3 separate regions of the Homo sapiens genome follow, and regions 1 and 3 are each linked to region 2. The links are chromatin contacts, found by Hi-C or POLR2A ChIA-PET in ENCODE. All regions are on one chromosome and are shown on one strand. The core of a region is the stretch at or near the end of the contact, and the rest is flanking DNA. Distances in the headings are between cores, read along the strand shown. Region 1 holds the start of TAF12-DT (TAF12 divergent transcript). Region 2 holds the start of TMEM39B (transmembrane protein 39B). Region 3 holds the start of TRAPPC3 (trafficking protein particle complex subunit 3).

Region 1 (2,956 bases), core at 295-2,794, 3.4 Mb before region 2:
TGAGCCTAGGAGGTTGGAGGTGCACGGGGCCAAGACTGAGCCGCTGCACTTCAGACTGGGCGACAGAGAGAGAACCTGTCTCAAAAAAAAAAAAAAAAAAAAAATTCCCTCCTGAGTTTGAAGATAAAGCAAAGATTCTAGAAGCATTTAAGGAACATTAACCAAGCATCTCATTTGCTACGCACAGAAGGGTACTGTATTAAAATTATGATCTAACTAACCATTGCCTCACTGTAATCCTAAGCCTCTTTGAACCTTAGCCTTCTTAAATGTAAAATAGGAGTTTTTAAAAGATGATCTTTTGGGACTCTTCCATCACTGACATTCTTTTATTTGAGATGCAGAGATCTGTGCTCATTCAGGGTTGAGTGGAATGGGATTTAAAGCACTTATCAAGTACATAACTGAGTTCCAACTGTTTTCAACTTCACATCTGATTCCCAAGAATGAAGCAGAAAATGAAGATGTTTGCATATGGGCTTCCTAGATTGAGTATCTGACACAAGAAAAGCTTGCCAAGAGCCAAGTAGGCAGTGCGAAGGAGAAGTTGTCTTCCCCTGAATACGTCCTTTATCTCTCTGGGTTCAGGGAATACTGTGAAAAAATGGATCACTAAATCTTTTCCAAACCCTTTCCCTTTACTTTGTAGGCTGATCTCATATCCATGGTCCCTTAGATCCAAGGCTTTTAGGAGCTTGGGTACTCACAGCCCTGTTCCGAGACTCAGGAACTCGGAGTCTCAAAGCCCGGATCCCGTCCCCAAAGAAGCCCCAGTCTTCACTGCCCGCTTCTGTTCCCTTCCAAACTCAAGTTTTCTCTGTCTGCTTCTGCCCCTCAGGAACCTAAGTCTTCGCTGCCCCGTTTCTGAATCCTTAGGAGCCCGGGTCTTCACTGTCCCGCTTCTGCCTCTTAGGAGCCCAAGTCCTCACCGCTCCACTTTTACCTCTCCGGAGCCTGTGTCTTCACGCCCCGTTCCTTTCTGACCCTTTCCTCGTAGGAGTGCGGGTCCTCATAATCCTGCTCCTCTCAGACCACTTTCCCTCAGATGCCGGAGAACTCGCATCCGTCCCCGTTCCCTAAGTCCCGTCTTAGAGCCCGGGTCCCCACAGCCGCGTCTTCTCCGAGCCTGATCCTCTCAGTCAGTCCCTTCCCAAGAGCCTGAATCCTCACAGCCCCGTCTCGTCCACAACCTGGTCCTTCGAACACTGACCCACTGTAGGTCTGGGTCCTGACTCCCTCCTCCCGCTCTTGTTCCTCAACTGCCAGGGCCCAAGACTCACAGGCAGCAGCGTCTATCTCCCCATGATATGCAGAGACTGCCCCAGTGAAGCGTTCGTCTCAGCAGCCGGTCCGACTGCGCGGCCCTCCCCGACTACTTCCGGCACCGCTCCCCGCCTCCAACCCGGAAACGCGCGGCTCTTCCGGCCGGCGGGCGCGCGCCTCGCTTGCGCAGGCGCAGACTGCCCTCCGACACGTGGTGGCGATATTGAGCTGTGTGTAGGTACACCCTGCAGCTTGCGCTTTTAACTGCTTGTGGTTGAGTGGCAGCATGAGCGAGCTCTGCGTATTCCAACCCGGCGTTAAGAATCCTTCACTAGCTTTTCTTCCCGACGCTGCTTATTTATCTATCGGTAGCATGACGGGTAATTGACGCCCTCGGATGGCTTTGAGGTCGCCATTTTTGGTTGGTGCCTTTGTCTTGGTGTCAGGACTGGGATATCATCTGGGACACATTACCCCACAGGTATCCTGTTGGACCTCAACGAGGAAGTTGGCAACAGAGGAACCAGGAGATGAGAGAGATCGGTTGGTTGTGCCTGTGAACTGGCAATTCAGTAGTAACAATTGAGTGCTTACTGTTTGCCGGGAATTGTGCTAATCCGCTTACCTCCGTTACGCCATTTAATCATTTAGAGGAGACCTGTGAGAGATTAAGCAAAGTTCTAGCTAATAAGTGCAGAGCCTCAGCTTGAACTCAGAACTCACTACTAAGCCAAAGCCTGTCCTGTAGCATTCTCTAATGCTTTCAGTTTTTCGGCTGTCAGATGCTTGGTGAGAACTGCTGTTATGTGGCTCACGCCTGTAATCCCAGCACTTTGGGAGGCCGAGGAGGGTGGATCACGAGGTCAAGAGTTCAAGACCAGTCTGGCCAAGATGGTGAAACCCCGTCTCTACTAAAAATACAAAAAATTAGCCGGGCGTGGTGGCATGCGCCTGTAATCGCAGCTACTCCGGAGGCTGACGCAGAGAACTGCTTAAACCTGGAGGGGCGGAGGTTGCAGTGAGCCGAGATCGCGCCACTGCACTCCAGCCTGGGCGACAGAGCGAGACTCTGTCTCAAAAAAAAAAAAAAGAGAACAGCTGTTATTTTTTACTGTATGCTGGAATGTTAGGCATGCAAGTAAGACCCAATTCCAGCATCTGTAAGGTTCACAGTAAGATGGAGAAGAACCCACAAACACACCAAAAATTGTATAAAGAGCTGTGACAGGCCAGAGTGAGCCACATAGAAATTAGGAAGAGGTGCCCAGATTGGTGCGGCATCCTGCCCTGTCTTTATATCTTCCTAATCCTCATCCTACCACGTTCCCAGTCCACCCTCTACACTGCCACCCAATCCAAATTCTCAGATTCAAGTCCTCATGAACATTGGGCTCTAAGCTGTATTCCTAGCCTTATTTCCTTGCCACTGCTCTCCATTCTTTTTAGGGTCCGGCATACCACTTTTTGTTGTTGAATGCCTATACATCTTTTTTAAGACCCAGGTTGAATGTATATACGTTCATTTGACAAGTGTTTGAGTCTCATTGTGTGACAAGCCTTTTGCTATGTGCTGAGTACATAACTGGTGGCTAAGACGGATGATCTCTGTCCTTAGAAAGTTTGCAACCTAGAGTGGGAAACAGACCATTAGCAACTGCACAAAAGGGTGATAGAAGAGAATACTGGAATAAGC
Region 2 (2,897 bases), core at 158-2,657:
GGAGGCTGAGACAGGAGAATCGCTTGAACCCGGGAAGCGGAGGTTGCAGTGAGCCGAGATCGTACCACTGCACTCCAGCCTGGGCAACAGAAAGGGAGACTCCAGTCTCAAAAAAACAAAACAAAACAAAAACAAAAATTAGCCGGGCATGGTGGTGCACGCCTGTAATTTCAGCTTGTTGGGAGGCTGAGGCAGGAGAATCGCTTGCACCCAGCAGGTGGAGGTTGCAGTGAGCCGAGATCGAGCCACTGCTCTCCAGCCTGGGCAACAGAGACTCCATCCCCTCAAAAAACAAAATAATAAAATAAATACACCCTCCTGCCTGAGGGACCTTGCACTAACTATTCCCTCTGCCTGAAATGCCCCCTTTCTCCAGAAATCTGCACCACTGACTCACTCATTTCCTTCATGTGTTTACTCAAGTCAACTCTGAAGCCTGCTCTGCCTGCCCTATTTAAAACTGCAACCCCATCCCCCTTTCCTGTTTTTCCTTCACACCATTCCCATCTAACATACTACAGAATTTACCAATTTTGTTCATGTCTATCTCCTCCCACTTGACTGTAAGCTCTATGACTATTAATGAAATATCTACTAATTCATTCAATTAATTGAATACTGCTATTAAGTGCCAAGCACTGTGCTAAGCAATGGAGCTACAAGATGACTAAAACTGCTTGTAGGTCTTGTGAGGGAAGAATCCTAATGACAATAAATGTAGCTCATTTAGTCAATGCTTCTCCAAACATCGTGATGGCTAATACTAAAACAGACTCAGTTCTGCATGCTCTATTTCATTTAACCCTCACCGAAACCTACACGGTGACCATCAGCAGCCTCATCGTAAAGCATAAAAAAACAAGATTGCAAGGCTGGGAAATGGCAGTCAGGATCTGAACCACGGTGTTGACAATGAGAACGGTGAGTAACGTCAAATGTGAGAAATATTTAGGACTTAGGCTCACAAAGACTAAGGCAAAGATCGGATGTGGGGGCCGAGGGAGGGAGGAAATGACTCCTGGATTTTGACTGGGGTGGACTAAAGCGCAGTGAGGCCTAAGAGAAGGATGAAGCGCAACGTGGGGCTGGGCTGGAGGTGCCTGCGGACCGGTCAGGGATATGGTCCACCCCTAGGGGAGCGGAGAGGCGGCTCCGCACCCTCCTCCGGTCGCCGCCGCCCCGGTCCAGGAGATGCTGAGAGAAGACACGCACGGGAAGAGCAGGAGGTGGGTTCCGTTCCCCTCCCTCTTGAGTCTCTTCACCAGCAGCTGCAGGAAGGGCGTGGGGGACCGAGAGACAAAGAGCGCGCAGGCACCGCCTCCGTCCGGGCGGCCCCTTTAAGAAGCGCGCGCCAGCTTCCAGCCCGCCTTGTATGCAAATGTAGCGGCGCGGCGGGAGCGCGCGGCTGATACCCGGGACTGGGCTGCGGCGGTTAGTCCTCTCCCGGCCGCCGTCGCCTCCGACATATTGCCCGCAGGAGCTGCGGCGGCGAAGCGGAGAGCACCGGGGGGAGGAGATGGGTGAGCAGAGCGGCTCAGGCTCGGCCTGGCAACGAGCGGGCGCACGGGTTAGGATGGCCAGGCTGCTAATTGCTGCTCCACGCGGACAGGAGCCCGGTGACGGGAGGGGGAGGGGATGCGAGCGCAGACGGGATCCCGCCCCCTCCTGTCGTTTTGCGGGGTGGGGCCTCTGTTGTGGGGGCGGGACATTGGACGGTGGGCGGGGCTTCTAAGACGAAGCCCTGTGGGGGCTTGGGCTTTCGTGAGGACCAGCTCGTCGGGGCTAGAAAGGGGGGCGGGACTTACCAGTGGGCGTGGCTTCAGCGCTAAGGGTGGAGATTCTGGGCAGGGGGCGCTAGTGCAGTCGGCGTTTCTGGGTTGGAGGGGTTACACTGGGGGCGGTGGAGCGGGGAGACTTCCGACTGAGGGAGCCCATTCTGGAGTGGGGCTTCTGGGCTGAGAGGGCTTTTATTGGCTTGTGGGCGGGGTTTCTGGGCTGACAGTTGTGTGTAGGCGGAGCTTCTGGGCTGAGGGGCTTTATGTGGGTGCAGAGCTTCTAAAGAGAGGAGAGTGGGTGTGGGCAGAGCTTCTGGACTGGACTAAGGGTGTTTGTGTGGGATTTTCTAAGCCAAGTATAACAGCGTATGAACAGAGCTTCTGGTCTGGGGGTTTATGGAGGGCAGAGCTCTTCGCCAGGTACTTTTTAGAGACTTGTGGAGGTTTATAATTTTGGGCATACATCCAAGCCCAAAATTGGCTCCGAAGTGTGGGAAACGCTTCCGAGCTGAGATGCTACGGCGTGGGGTGTATGTGAATGGAGGCTGCTGTGTTACTGTGAAGAGGTATGAACAGGTTATAACTTTTTAAAAATATGTATATGTATGTATATATATTTTTTAATAGAGACCGGGTTTCGCCATGTTGCCCAGGCTGGTCTCCAACTCCTGGTCTCAAGCGATCCTCCCGCCTCGGCCTCACAAATTGCTGAGATTACAGTCGTGAGCCACCACACCCAGTCAGGTTGTGACTTTTTTAGGTGCTTAGGAGCTTTGTGCAGAACTTTTGTGCGAAGTGGTGCGTGGGAGCTTGGGCTAGACTGCTCAGCCTAGTAGGTCCAATTTTTCAGTCCACAGCCACAGGATTCTCCCAGCCATATCCTTGACCCTTTATTTAGGCCCTGGGTCCTGCCCATGAGATCCCAGAATGCCCTTTGAGCTGAATCATGGGGCCCTGGATGAAAAAGCTGTCCCAAAGTTACCCAGAGTTATAGGCCTCCAGAAACTTATGTCTGAATGGGGCCCAATGTGTACCAGAGTTGAGAGCACACGACCCAGCCACGATACTGTGACATAGTGTAAGCTGAGTTTCCTAATGTGTGAAAAACCTACCTTGCTGGGT
Region 3 (2,950 bases), core at 201-2,700, 4.1 Mb after region 2:
CCATTTAATATTAGGTAGACATTACTATCCCCATTTTATAGATAAAGAAATTGAAGATCAATCAAGTAAGTCAGAATTCCAACCAAGGTCCATGTGTTTCCCCTTACCTGACATTGTTTCCTAACAAAATATTCTCGTCTTTTGGCCGGGTGTGGTGGCTCACCCCTGTAATCCCAGCACTTTGGGAGCCTGAACAGGCAGATCACTTAAGGCCACGAGTTCGAGACCAGGCTGGCCAACATGGTGAAACCCCGTCTCTACTAAAAATACAAAAATTGGTCAGGCGCAGTGGCTCACGCCTGTAATCCCAGCACTTTGGGAGGCCGAGACAGGCGGATCACCTGAGGTCAGGAGTTCGAGACCAGCCTGGCCAACATGGTGAAACCCCATCTCTACTAAAAATACAAAAATCAGCCAGGCGTGGTGGTGGACACCTGTAATCCCAGCTACTCGGGAGGCTGAGGCAGAAGAACTGCTTGAACCTGGGAGGCAGAGGTTGCAGTGAGCCAAGTTAGTGCCACTGCACTCCACCCCGGGTGACAGAGATTTCGTCTGGGGGCGGGGGGAGGGAGGGAAGAACGAAAGAAAAATGACCTAAGTCTGCAGCCCCAGCCCCTAGTCCAACTTTATAGGACCATATGGTGTCCAAACTATTCCCTGGGAAAGAAGGGAGCCACCCACTCCATTAGAGGGGCACCACTCACTGCTTACTCTGGCCCATCTCTTATTCCATTGAATAAAACGTTCCTTTCTGGCACGACCAGTATCTGAACATCTCTCACAATACCCACGCCACAGTACGAGACACTGTAGCCTAAGAGTAAAGCCTAACAGTCAGCTCCTAGCATTAGCTTTGGAGTTAAACACGGGTCCAAATCCTAACTTCCCAGGTGTAAATATGGGCAAATTACGTAAGCTCTCCAAGCTGTAAAACGGCAATGTTATCCATCTGATAGGGGCTACTCTGCAGATTAACTGAGATGCTGTAACGTGCGTGGCCCGGTGCCCAACACATAGTAAGAGAGAAGTTAAGTGGCAGTTATTGGTATTTATTACCGTCGTTGTTGTTGGCTTAGCACAGAGCTGCACTCAGGCCTTGGGGGCGGGGTCTCCTCCGGGGAACTTCTCCGACGGTCCCCTCACCTGCCTGGAACGCCCCCGGAGTGACCCAGCAAGAGGCTTCCCCTTGCCAGAGCTCACAGGAAGGCCCTTTTCCAAACGCACCTCGCGCTCGGCGCCGGGCCCCTTCCCTGTACGCCTCAATTTCGCCCCGCCCGCCGAGGTCACGCGCTCCAAGTTACCATTTTCTTGCTCTCGGTGCCACGGTTCGCCTGCCTCGACATGGTGCCGGCCGCCCCGCCCCACTCGCCTAGCCACGGGTTAGCTCGGCGACCCCTGCAGACGCCGGAGCCTAAGCCGCTGCCCCTCAGCCCACAAGACCGACCGGCACTGACTCACTGCGCCTGCGCGGCCTCCCGCGGGGCACCACGGGACTAGTGGTCCGGCCGACGTGGGCAACTCCCGCCCAACAAACGTCAGACTACAACACCCAACAGCCCCTTTGGCAGCACCGCCTCTTAACACAGTCAACTACAACTCCCGGAGTGCTCCGCGCGCGCCTGCCTGGTAGAGCCCAGCTTGCGCTGGGCAGCATCCTGGCCGCTGGGTGGCGTCCGCAGCCTTCGGTAATCCTGGGTCACACACACGCTTCCTCCTTGTCCCCCTCCCCCCGCGCCCGGCTCAGAGATGATGCTCCACAAATTCCTCTCTCGCCGGGGTTGGTCTTGGAAAGTCCCTCTTTCGAGCTAGCGTCTTCCGCTGTTGCGATTCAGCTCCAGAAGCTCCCAAGATGTCCCAGAAAACTAGCAATGACTCACACAGAATTGGCTTCTTCATTAGAAAAATATTTAATGACCTACTATGTGCCAAGCATTTCGCTAGTGTCTTTCTCTTCAGACTGCCAAACCCCAAATGATGCCAGCACCTGCCTTCTACCACCTGTGGCCTCGTGATGGAATATCCAGTCTTTTAGGTAAAGTTCAAGTCACTTTCTCCCCCTCCCTCCCCCTAGAACAGCTACACTGCCTGGTTCCCAGAAAACAAAGATCACTAACTGTCGTGGCCGTCAGTTCTGAGTTCTAATCCCAGCTTTGCCATTTTAGGCAAGTTGCTAAATCTCTCTCAGTTGTTGTAAAGACTGGTGAGCCACGCATGCCCAGCACTTGGGCGCATAAAAGGCATAAAAGAAACGTGTATTCCCTTCCAGCCACCCTCCAAAAACAAGCCAACAAACAGGCACCAGAAACACGAAGGGAATGTGCTGGCTGAACTCTCACCCATCACCAAGGGGAAGTCTATAGTCCCTGACCACAGCTCTTTGGTTTCAGCTCCCGCGGTCTCTCAGCTGGTCAACTCTGAGGAAGCTGGGCTGGGGGGTCCCTGAGCACTCTCTGTTCACTTAGGCCTGGTAGCCTGACTGTAGCAGCTGCATTCTGGCCCCTAGCCCTCACCATGACAACCAGCCTGTCCAGACACGAGCCAGCCAGGCTAGGGAGGGCTGGGGGGCCGCTGAGGCTGCAAGCTGGTGCCCAGGGTTCCCCCAGTCCCTCCCTCAGGGTGCAGGACCAATCATTATTATACCCTTTTCCCCAGACATTCTGTTTCCTCCCTAGAGGCAGTGACCCCTCACTCTCCATCCTGTGTAATGCCACAGGGGAGGGAGCCAAGGGCCGAGGGCTCTGGGAAGGAACTTGAGGGTTGGTTGGGGTTGGGGGAGGAAAGCAGGAGTCAACTAGCCCCCAAGGGCCAGCTCAGCTAGACAAGAGCCCTCTGCATTCCCAGGACAGAGGACAGCTGAGGTGAAAGCTGCAGTTGGCCAGCCGGTCTGTCGGTCTGGGCTCCTCCCTGCCGGCTGCCCTTGGCTGCCCACAGAAACCTGAGTCACACTCAC

What was found. A loop is a pair of places that touch in the nucleus more often than their neighbours do. ChIA-PET counts read pairs that join two places held with the same protein, here RNA polymerase II (POLR2A). Pooled maps may share reads with other maps.
Region 1: a pooled map shows a loop between it and region 2 (5-fold over the local background). The contact joins the promoter of TAF12-DT here to the promoter of TMEM39B in region 2. A Hi-C loop is called at or near these places in 5 of 50 pooled maps. POLR2A ChIA-PET finds 5 or more read pairs at or near these places in 2 of 52 experiments (PC-3 and activated CD8-positive, alpha-beta memory T cell).
Region 3: a loop to region 2 is called in a pooled map, with 4 times the contacts of the local background. The contact joins the promoter of TRAPPC3 here to the promoter of TMEM39B in region 2. A Hi-C loop is called at or near these places in 1 of 50 pooled maps. POLR2A ChIA-PET finds 5 or more read pairs at or near these places in 2 of 52 experiments (BJ and activated B cell).

The regions. Positions count from the first base shown.
Region 1 is chr1:28,641,712-28,644,667 of GRCh38, forward strand. It overlaps TAF12-DT (TAF12 divergent transcript), which reads left to right and starts at 1,545. Exons shown (of 2, transcript NR_146730.1): 1 at 1,545-2,052. It overlaps TAF12 (TATA-box binding protein associated factor 12), which reads right to left and starts at 1,356. Exons shown (of 6, transcript NM_005644.4): 1 at 1,281-1,356. RefSeq lists a silencer at 2,906-2,956.
Region 2 is chr1:32,071,532-32,074,428 of GRCh38, forward strand. It overlaps TMEM39B (transmembrane protein 39B), which reads left to right and starts at 1,408. Exons shown (of 9, transcript NM_018056.4): 1 at 1,408-1,520. The coding sequence starts at 1,517. RefSeq lists an enhancer at 807-1,412.
Region 3 is chr1:36,148,036-36,150,985 of GRCh38, forward strand. It overlaps TRAPPC3 (trafficking protein particle complex subunit 3), which reads right to left and starts at 1,451. Exons shown (of 5, transcript NM_014408.5): 1 at 1,302-1,451. The coding sequence starts at 1,343. RefSeq lists enhancers at 1,121-1,781, 1,135-1,214, 1,345-2,004.